2 separate regions of the Homo sapiens genome follow, and region 1 is linked to region 2. A link is an interaction called in ENCODE POLR2A ChIA-PET data of the cell type or tissue named here. Cell type or tissue: OCI-LY7. All regions are shown on one strand. Region 1 overlaps SGCD (sarcoglycan delta). Region 2 overlaps TIMD4 (T cell immunoglobulin and mucin domain containing 4).

Region 1 (5,000 bases), 270 kb after region 2:
GTAAATGACAATATCCCCATTATCTCCCCAACTGTACTGTAAGCTTCTTGACAAGGCATGCATGCATGAGGTAAGCTTAGGAAGGGTTCCAAGGCAGCACATAAGCAAGCTGGAGGTTCTGTGGATAGTGAAATACCCTACATCCCTAGGAGCTACAAACTAAGGCAAAAAGATGCTCATCAGGATTGCTGATGGCCCTTTCTACTCTATGGCACTCTGCAGCTTGCTTCGTCTAATGTTTGGGAAACTTCTAAAGCATTCTAGACAGCATATGCCTAACTCCATTTCCCTGCAGGAAAGAAGCATAAGAAACTAAAAGGATCCAGGACAAAATAGAGCAACACCGACAACTTTCTAGCTCATATCAGCCTCCATGAGCTTTTTTTTCTACCATCTTCCATCTCTCCCTTTCCATTGTCTTAACACAAGCCTAAGCCTGACTTCTTTGGATAAGAGCTGCCCTTGGCCGAGTAGCCCACTTGAGTTCTTACCCTGCGACGCATCTCCCCTGGATTCTGGAGCAGCTGACTCCACTCTACCACCCATTTCCTTTCAGCATCTGCCCCTTTCCTTTAAGGGGTTTTTAATCTTCTGCTTTCAAGGTGAATGACAACTACCCCTTTGAGAAACGTTTCTTTCCCATTAAGCTTCTATATCTGACTTCTTTGTCAGCTCTGCTTCTTCCTTCTATTCCCTAAATGCGAGTATATCTTTTTCACCCTTTGTTTTTCTTTCTCTTCTGCAGATGATATCCACTGCAGCCCTGTCTTTTCTCCCTAGTACTCCTGCTTTATTGATTACTAGATATTTCTACTCACTGGGTTTTCTGCTACTTCAAAGAAAACTAAAACCGGAAATTATCCAGTTTTAAGCCCCAACCATCCCCCATAACCTTCCTATTTCTTTAGAAGCATTCCTAATTCTTTGAGGCTTGACATCTCAGAATGGTGTTATTCATTCAGTGGATACTGACTGTGATGTATTAGAGGCTGGTAAATGTAGACTGTCCTGGTCTTTTCCCAGCCTGCTGGGGGAAAGAAACAACTCAGCATGGAAATACAATACAGATGAATAATTGCTGTGATTGTATTAAAGCCTGAAATCAGTTTGGGGGTTCACAGAAGCCTTACAAAAGGAGATGATATCTAAACTGAGACCCAAAGAGTAAGAAGCAGTTATAGATAAAAGGGATACGGAAGTGTTCCAAACAGAGGACTGTTCAAAGGCCATCCAGGAAGAGAAAGCATTTGAGATTCTGGAAATAATTCACCATAGCTGGAATCTATAGCGCAGAGGAGCAAAACAGAGGTCAAGGTGTGAAAGACTATTCAACCCTCATCAAAAGCATCCATGACCATGACCTCCTGGGAGGAGCTCATGCTGCTGACTACAGCAGTGTTACACTTTCTTTCTTGTCATAGCATCCTCACTTCATCATCTTCCCCACCTCCACCACCCAGAATGCCATCCACCTTTCTACAGTTTCCTAACTCTCAGTGACATCAACTCTAGTGTAGACCACAGAGCACTAACTAGTTTGGTAATTCATAACATCTTATGTGGAAATTTACTTATTCATTCATTCATTATTCAAATGTTTGTTAATGACCTACTATGTGCAGGGCCCTGTACTTAGTACCACATGGGAATAAACAAGACAAACCTCGTCCCTGGCTTATGAATCTACAGTTTTGTACACGAGACAATCAACTAGTGAACATATGAGTTAAAATTTGTTGGGCTGTCATTTTTGTAGTTTGGTCTCAACTTTTTGTGGAGTCTCACTAAATTAATCTTAAACTCCTGAAAGTTTCCCTTGAATTAGAATAGCTATGTCATTCCATTAGATGTCTCTGTGTGCTGGCACTTTGTCTACCAAATATCATAGAGGCCTTATGAGATGAATCAATTATGATTTGTCTTTTCAGATGGAACAACTGAGCATCCAAGAGTTAAGGAGAGTTGCTCAAGATCACGTGACTGTGTAGTGACAAAGCCAGGGATTTCACTCAGGTCTATGCAAATGCAAAGTTCAAGGTATTGAATAGGGGTTTAGATGCTTTGTAACTGCTGGCTTTGTCATTCTTCTTAATTAACTTACCAGGAAGGTTTTTTGTTTTTGTCTGATAAAGACATTTGGACCTGTGTCAGGCCAGAGAAATAGAAGAATTTCTATAACTCAGCAAAATATAATGTTGTCTACAGAATTGCTCATCCCTTCTCTTAGGATTAACCATGTCGGCTGATTTGGATTTAATCTTATTTATCTCTCCTTCAACAAATATTTACTAGCTTCCATGCATTCGGCACTGTGTTTGATACTGGGGATAAAATAGAGAGGAAAGAAAAGTTACCCTGTCCGCATGATGCTTTTGGCTAATTATGGATACAAAGATGAAGGAAATACACCTAAAAGTGAATGTGCAACAAAAGCAGAAGTAAATGGGCTTGTGTCTGTTTCAAAGCTTATGTAGTTTATCAACTCAATAAAATCTTACAGCATGAACAATCCTACACTCAGGTGTTTCCTGCAATCTAATGTGGTTCATTTGATGGAACTAAACATCTATATATCTCGGACATCTGTTTCCTTTAAGGCTTGGCTATCACTCACTCAGATCACCCCACTCCATTCTGTCAGAGAAACATTAGTGAAATCATGCCTTTCCCTTCCATAACTTACCTGTTTCACTGTAATGTGTCAACTGTTTTAATATCCTTTGCTTTCTTGGGGATTGTAAGTTAAACTTCCCGTGTGAATGTGTGCAAAGAAGAGGATGCACGGGAATGGGAAATGCTGGCATCAGCTTTGCTTAATGCCCATTATTCTACTGTGTGCATGTGTACATTCTATGTCAATACTTTGGAGACCTTCGGTACGGTACTAATGTTGCTTCCAAAGTCATTATTAAGTGTTCTCAAATGTAAACTAAGCCTCCCCTGGTCCTTGACCCCTAATACCACAAAGGCCTGAAGAACCCAGCCCCTGCTGATCAAATGATATCCTCCATCTCTCTTCACAGTTAGACGTGCTGGTTTCTTCCTACATTTCCAATCAGCTTTCTACTTAGAACTTTAATGTTCCTTGTCCATACTACATTCTTTTTGTCTTGGTCACTGTGTTAACCCTAAGGCAAGTCTGAAGTATACTGCCTTTTCGGCAGAAGCTGAACAGACTTTTGCATTTATACAGTTTGATTTTGTAGAACAGGGGTCAAGTGAAAGTCAACAGATTTGTGTTTTATTACTTCTCTTAGCCTAAAAGTTTTTTTCCACATAATTTTACTCTTGCTACTTGTCCACATTAGAACCTATTTAACTTGTACACTTCTGCTCATGCCTTCCAGAATCTTATTTTTAAATATTCAGATGCCCATAACATCCTATGTGAAAACAGCATTTTATTTCTCAACGAGAATAAACCTATACATTTACTACTTGTGTATTTTATGCTATTATAGTTGTGGAAACAGCTATAATTGGCCACAGCTATGTATTTTTATTTACAGTGACATTCTACGTTATCTTTTCTCTCTTTTTAAGTTACAAATCCTTGAATAAGTCAGTAACATGTACCATGTTTGATCCTTACCAAGTCAGTTCCTGAGAAATATACCAGAGAGAAAATGCAACTCAATTTTTACCCTTTTTATATAGATTCTAAGCAGGTTTTCATTAAATCCAGTGGCTGAGAACATGTTATTTTAGGTACAGTAAACTCCTTCATTATGCTGGCCCTCAATTAAATAAACGCCTGCTGAGATTATATTTTCACTTTCATAATAGCATTTGCTTTGGCAACGTCATTTGACATAAACCATTTTTAGATGGACAACTTAGAACTTTTTCATCAGTAAAGTAACCTCAAATTGAGAATAAATCAAGAATATGAATAATGAAACCTTTAAAAACCATTCTAATGATGACTATGGTAGAGTTTCTTTTAATTTGCAATTGTGTTTGTTCTCCCCCATCATCTATAGGTTGAAATCCAAACTTATTGGCATGACATTCTAGACTCTTTATCATCCAGACCTAATGTTCCTCTCCAGCGTCAAACATAATCATCTATCACTCTCTGCCCCAAATACCCTGTTGACATTTTCATCATACTTCCAACATATTGATACAGAAGGGCTATTCTCCCAGCTAAACTCCACCCTTAAGCCTGGAACCGCAGCACTAAGTAAAAACAGCTGACCCCATTTTTCATCCAAATACTGCTTTTGGCCTGGCCCACCCCTATCCTGTGCCCATAAAAGACTTCAGCTGGCAGAGCAACACCAGTGGCTGCGTGGAGAGGATACAAGCAACTGAGCAGTGAGCAGAGAAGCAACTGAGCCTTGGAGACTAAGGACAGTTGTGGCTAACTTCAGACAATGTGGCTTCAGAGAGGGGCCTGGATGGAGATGGCTGGGCTTCTGGGAGAGATCACCTTCCCATCCCCTTTCCAGCCTTTCTGCTGAGAGCCACTACCGCTCAGTAAAGTCTTCGGCATTCAATACCTTTCAAACAGTTCGTGTGACCTGATTCTTCCTGAACGCCGGACAAGAACCTGGGTGCCGAGAGGACAGTGGCTGCCACCCTGATCCCCTACTGATCTGATTGGCACTTGGCCCTCCGCAGATGGCAGAGTTGAATGACCTTTGGCTATACCATGCTTGGACACTGCTGCAGGGCCCACAGAGAGCCTGCTTCTGCCAGAGAGGAGCGACCGGCTGGTTCCAGTGTTCCTTCACTCTGGTTCCTGCACTCACTCGCTGGCACACTCCCTCCCATGAGGAGTGGCCAGTGGCAGGCTGAGTGAAACGAGTCACTCCAGTTCCTGCCCATGAAGGGGGTCAAGGAAACTATCCTGTCTCAGCATTATGCATGTGCTTTCATGTCTCCATGCAATACCATATAATGTTACCTCTCCCTGCTGAAGTGCTTCTACCTTGTCATTTTCTTGGTGAATTTTGACTCTGCCTTGAGACACAGCACACACATCTTTTCTTCTC
Region 2 (5,000 bases):
TTTGTCCATTAAAAATAAATAGATAGTCCATGAACTCCACCTAACTTCATATTATCTAACAGCAAACAAATAGTCTAAGTAATTTCCAATTCTAGTAATTTCCACTGAAAGGAGAGAAGGAAATGGAATACAGTTTTACAGCCTATCTTTCTCTCATAGCACTCTCTGGATTGGGAGACCCATTTGAAGCTTTTTTTTTTTTGAGATGGAGTCTCACTTTGTTGCCCAGGCTGGAGTGCAGTGGCATGATCTCGGCTCACTGCAAGCTCTGCCTCCCTGGTACATGCCATTCTCCTGCCTCAGCCTCCTGAGTAGCTGGGACCATAGGCGCCTGCCACCACGCCCGGCTAATTTTTTGTATTTTTAGTAGAGACGGGGTTTCACTGTGTTAGCCAGGATGGTCTCGATCTCCTGACCTTGTGATCCGCCTGCCTCGGCCTCCCAAAGTACTGGGATTACAGGCGTGAGCCACCATGCCCAGCCATTTGAAGCTTTTAAGTCTGTAGTCCACAATATCTATTTGTGGAAAACAGCCCACCTGATTATATGAATAAGTGAAATTGGGTTTCAAGGTCAGGATTTTTCATGTAAGAGTTTATTGGTTAGCGAATGGAACTCAAATCAGAGTATTTAAATCAGCAAAAAGGTCTTGCCACGGTTAGAGACTCAACTGGTCACCTGGTTCCACTTAGGGGATAGAATCATGTGGAGTTAGGAGCACAGGAGTAAGCAAGGCACATCAAAACTTACGCTAAAGAACCACATAAGCCTGGCAACATGGGAAACCCTGTCTGTACAAAAGCAACACAAAAATTAGCTGGGAATGCTGCCACGCACCTGTGGTCCCAGCTACTCAGAAGGCTGAGGTGGGAGGATGGATTGAGTCTGGGAGGTTGAGGCTGTAGTGAGCCATGATTGTACCACTGCACTCCAGCCTGGGTGACAAAGCAAGACCCTGTATCAAAAAAAAAAAGGAAAGAAAAGAAACATAGACTACAGCTTTCTTCATCTTCCTGGAAGCATCTATTAGCACAAAAACTGTGTAGCATGTTTGAGAGATTTCAGTACTGCATGACCTAAATTTCGCATTTTTCCTTGCAGCACCAGTCACTTCAGAGACTGTTGTGACGGAGGTTTTGGGTCACCGGGTGACTTTGCCCTGTCTGTACTCATCCTGGTCTCACAACAGCAACAGCATGTGCTGGGGGAAAGACCAGTGCCCCTACTCCGGTTGCAAGGAGGCGCTCATCCGCACTGATGGAATGAGGGTGACCTCAAGAAAGTCAGCAAAATATAGACTTCAGGGGACTATCCCGAGAGGTGATGTCTCCTTGACCATCTTAAACCCCAGTGAAAGTGACAGCGGTGTGTACTGCTGCCGCATAGAAGTGCCTGGCTGGTTCAACGATGTAAAGATAAACGTGCGCCTGAATCTACAGAGAGGTAAGCACACGAAGGGCCTCATGCCTGCGGAAGGAGAGATTCAGTGGTTAATGGACAATGGGATCAGTGGATGGTGGTGAAGAGGTTAGAGTTGCTTTCACAGTGAGTGGGAAGATTGAATTTGAAATAAAGTGCCGTGGTTTGAAGTAGGCAAGTAAATACAAAAGCAGCCACAGAAATGAGTGGAAGGTGGAAAGGGAACTCGTGAATTGCAGGGTCAATCTGAAAAGGCAGCTGCTACGTATCTAGGGGATTACCACCTTGCAGATATTTGGGTCCAGTGTTTTCAGACCTATCAAGTTTTATGTGAACTCTGTTGATTTTTTACATGTTGCCAGATTTCAAAATAATAAAAAAACTGCATGAACTAAATAAAATGTATTCAGGGGTCACCTTCAACCAGTAAACCAACAGTTTGCCACTTCTGGCAGGGGAGAAAGGGCATGAGATTTGGACACAGTCATAGCAGTTTTCAGGAGCTTTTTCTTCTGTTACTATCAGTTGCTTTTGATGAAATCTGGGATATGGTGGGACTTCAAAAATTTGAGCTGCATTGAGCGTATGGTTGAATAATGCTAACAATAATTACCTTTAGGGCTTGTCCAGTATAGAGCTTCCCAAAATGAGCTCTGTATTCCACCTGCATCAGTGTCACCTGGAGGATCCTTGGGCTCTATTCCTAACTGGATGGGCACTTTGGAAGACAGGAATCTAGACATCTATATTCTCTCTCTCTCTCTTTTTTTTTTTTTTTTTTTTTTGGACAGAGTTTTGCTCTTGTTGCCCAGGCTGGAGTACAGTGGCACAATTTCATCTCACTGCAACCTCTACTTCCCGGTTCAAGCGATTCTCCTGCCTCAGCCTCCTGAGTAGCTGGGATTACAGGTGCCTGGCACCACACCCAGCTAATTTTGTATTTTTAGTAGAGATGAGATTTCACCATGTTGGCCAGGCTGGTCTTGAACTCCTGACCTTAAGTGATCCACCCACCTCGGCCTCCCAAAGTGCTGGGATTACAAGCATGAGCCACCACACCCGGCCTATATTCTCAAGTTTTCAGGTGACTCTAACGCACTCTAAAATTTGAGGCCAACTGATGTAAATGCTTCTAATTTAAGAACTTACATACATATTAGTATGTCTTTCTCTTAAGGCAACATTCTGAGATAAAAGCTATTCCAATTTTGCAGAAGAGAGAAATGAGGTTTATTGAAGTTAGATGACTCCCACTCAAGTCTTCTCTTTTCAAGTTGGGTATAACCAGCTATTATTTTATAAAATACTTGACCTTTATATATTATGAGGTCATTTCGAAGTTCACTTGGAACAAATGGTGTCTTTCTGGTCCATTAGAGTCAATGGAAATTTGGCATATTCTAGGGAGGATGAGATCTGTCGAATAAACGGTAGCTAATGAAGCTCAAATCAGATATGTAGGAGGTGAGTGGTGTTGGTATGAACCAATCTTTACTGTCTGAAAGAGACCACATTCTCACTCTAGGTTGCATACTTTGAGCTCACTTTTGATGCACTGATTTATGTATTCATGCAATGTTTTTGGAGCACCTACTATATGCAAGACACTGTGATAGTTATTGGATTTGTAGCATAGAACAAAATAAATGTCAGATTTTCCCTCATGGTGCTTAAAGTTTAACGGGATAAACAGGCTTTAAACAATAGCAATGAAATAAATGTGCAGTTATGAAATGCAATAAAGGCTGTGGAGGTAAACTATGAGAGCATATAATAAAGCCTAATCATTATTGGAGAATCTACATGGCCTCCTTGCAGAAGTAACCTTTAGCTGAGACATGAGAGTGAAGTAGAAGTCAGCCTCATGAAGAATGAGAATAGGAAGCAGCAGGTACAAAGGTTCGTGCAGCGGGAAGGTTGCTGATATATTCAAAGAGCTAAATAAATGCCAGTTGGGTGGGAAAAAGTGATAGCGGGGGCGGGTGGAGATATGAGATTGGAAAGAAAGGCAAGATGGGGTCAAATGGAGGCTTGTAGCTTGCAGGCCAAGGTGCAGGACTGGGTTCTTTATCTTAAGGGCAAGGAGGACCCAGTAAAAGATTTAGGCAGGGGATGGACATAATTATATTTGACTTTTTTTTTTTTTTTTGAGATGGAGTCTTACTCTGTTGCCCAGGCTGGAATGCAGTGGCACTATCTCAGCTCACTGCAACCTCTGCCTCCCAGGTTGAAGTGATTCTCCTGCCTCAGCCTCCTGAGTAGCTAGGATTACAGGCACACACCACCAGGCCCAGCTAATTTTTGTATTTTTAGTAGAGGCAGGGTTTCACCATGTTGACCAGGCTGGTCTCAAACTCCTGACCTCAAATGATCCACCCGCCTCGGCCTCCCAAAGTGCTGGGATTACAGGTGTGAACCACTGCACCTGGCCAACATTTTAAATGATTATGTAGCCAATGTGTGAAGAATAGATTGGAAGGAACATGTCAGGGTGGGGGCAGGAAACACAATTTTATTGGGCATTACAATCGTCCAGGCCAGTGGACCAGGTGAGGACAACAGAAATGGATGGGTCCCAGATATACTTGCATTATTTTCTTTTTCCTCCATCTCCGCTTGGTGCCAAACATGTCTGTTGTTGGTTACAGCCTCAACAACCACGCACAGAACAGCAACCACCACCACACGCAGAACAACAACAACAAGCCCCACCACCACCCGACAAATGACAACAACCCCAGCTGCACTTCCAACAACAGTCGTGACCACACCCGATCTCACAACCGGAACACCACTCCAGATGACAACCATTGCCGTCTTCACAACAGCAAACACGTGCCTTTCACTAACCCCAAGCACCCTTCCGGAGGAAGCCACAGGTCTTCTGACTCCCGAGCCTTCTAAGGAAGGGCCCATCCTCACTGCAGGTACGCAGATGTATCTTGGGTTTCTTAGAACAGTGCTGTCTCACTGAATGAGGCAGCCCAGTGACTTGCTCTCTCTCAGTGTGTGTGTGAGTGTGTGCGTGTACACATGCGTATATTAGTCTGCTAGGCCTATCAAACAAACACCGCAGACTGGGTAGCTTAAACAACAGAAATTTATTTTCGCACTGCTCTGGGTTCTACAAGTCCTGGGTCAAGGTGTCAGCAGGGTTGGTTTCTTCTAAGTCCTCTCTCCTTGGCTTGCAGGTGGCTGTCTTCCCTCTGCCTGTCCTTCCATGTCCTAATCTCTTGTAAGAATACCAGTTGTATTGGATTAGGGTCCATTGATATGACCTCATTTTACCTTAACTATCTCTTTAAAGGCGCTATCTCAATATACATTTGCATCCAAGGTACTGAGGGTTAGCACTTCAACATATGAATTTTGAGGGGACACAATTTATTCCTTCACAGTAGGCATGGGTGTGTGTGTGTGTGTGTGTGTGTACGAGGAGGTGTTTTCACCAAATTGTTCCTTTTCTTTTTTTATGGTTTCTCTTTTCTTCTGCCTTTTCCTTAGTGTTTTTGAAAAGTCAGCATTTTGGGTTCTCCAATTGACCTCTAAGGAGTCTTGCAAGAGATGTTTATTGAAGAACC

What was found. Peaks named below come from ENCODE experiments on the same cell type or tissue, not always from the same donor. Only the 100,000 strongest peaks of a DNase experiment are listed, where the experiment ranks them.
Region 1: POLR2A ChIA-PET joins it to region 2 with 6 read pairs; 2 of 35 experiments call an interaction of 5 or more read pairs at or near these places.

The regions. Positions count from the first base shown.
Region 1 is chr5:156,680,708-156,685,707 of GRCh38, reverse strand. All of the region lies in intron 7 of SGCD (sarcoglycan delta), which reads right to left. Among named protein-coding and RNA genes, the nearest start is that of PPP1R2B, 170 kb to the left of the region's middle. In OCI-LY7, no CTCF peak of the experiment used is centred here; a DNase peak (open chromatin) is centred at 2,497.
Region 2 is chr5:156,950,858-156,955,857 of GRCh38, reverse strand. TIMD4 (T cell immunoglobulin and mucin domain containing 4) reads left to right here. Exons shown (of 9, transcript NM_138379.3): 2 at 1,102-1,443; 3 at 4,068-4,346. Among named protein-coding and RNA genes, the nearest start is that of TIMD4, 9.9 kb to the left of the region's middle. In OCI-LY7, no CTCF peak of the experiment used is centred here; no DNase peak of the experiment used is centred here.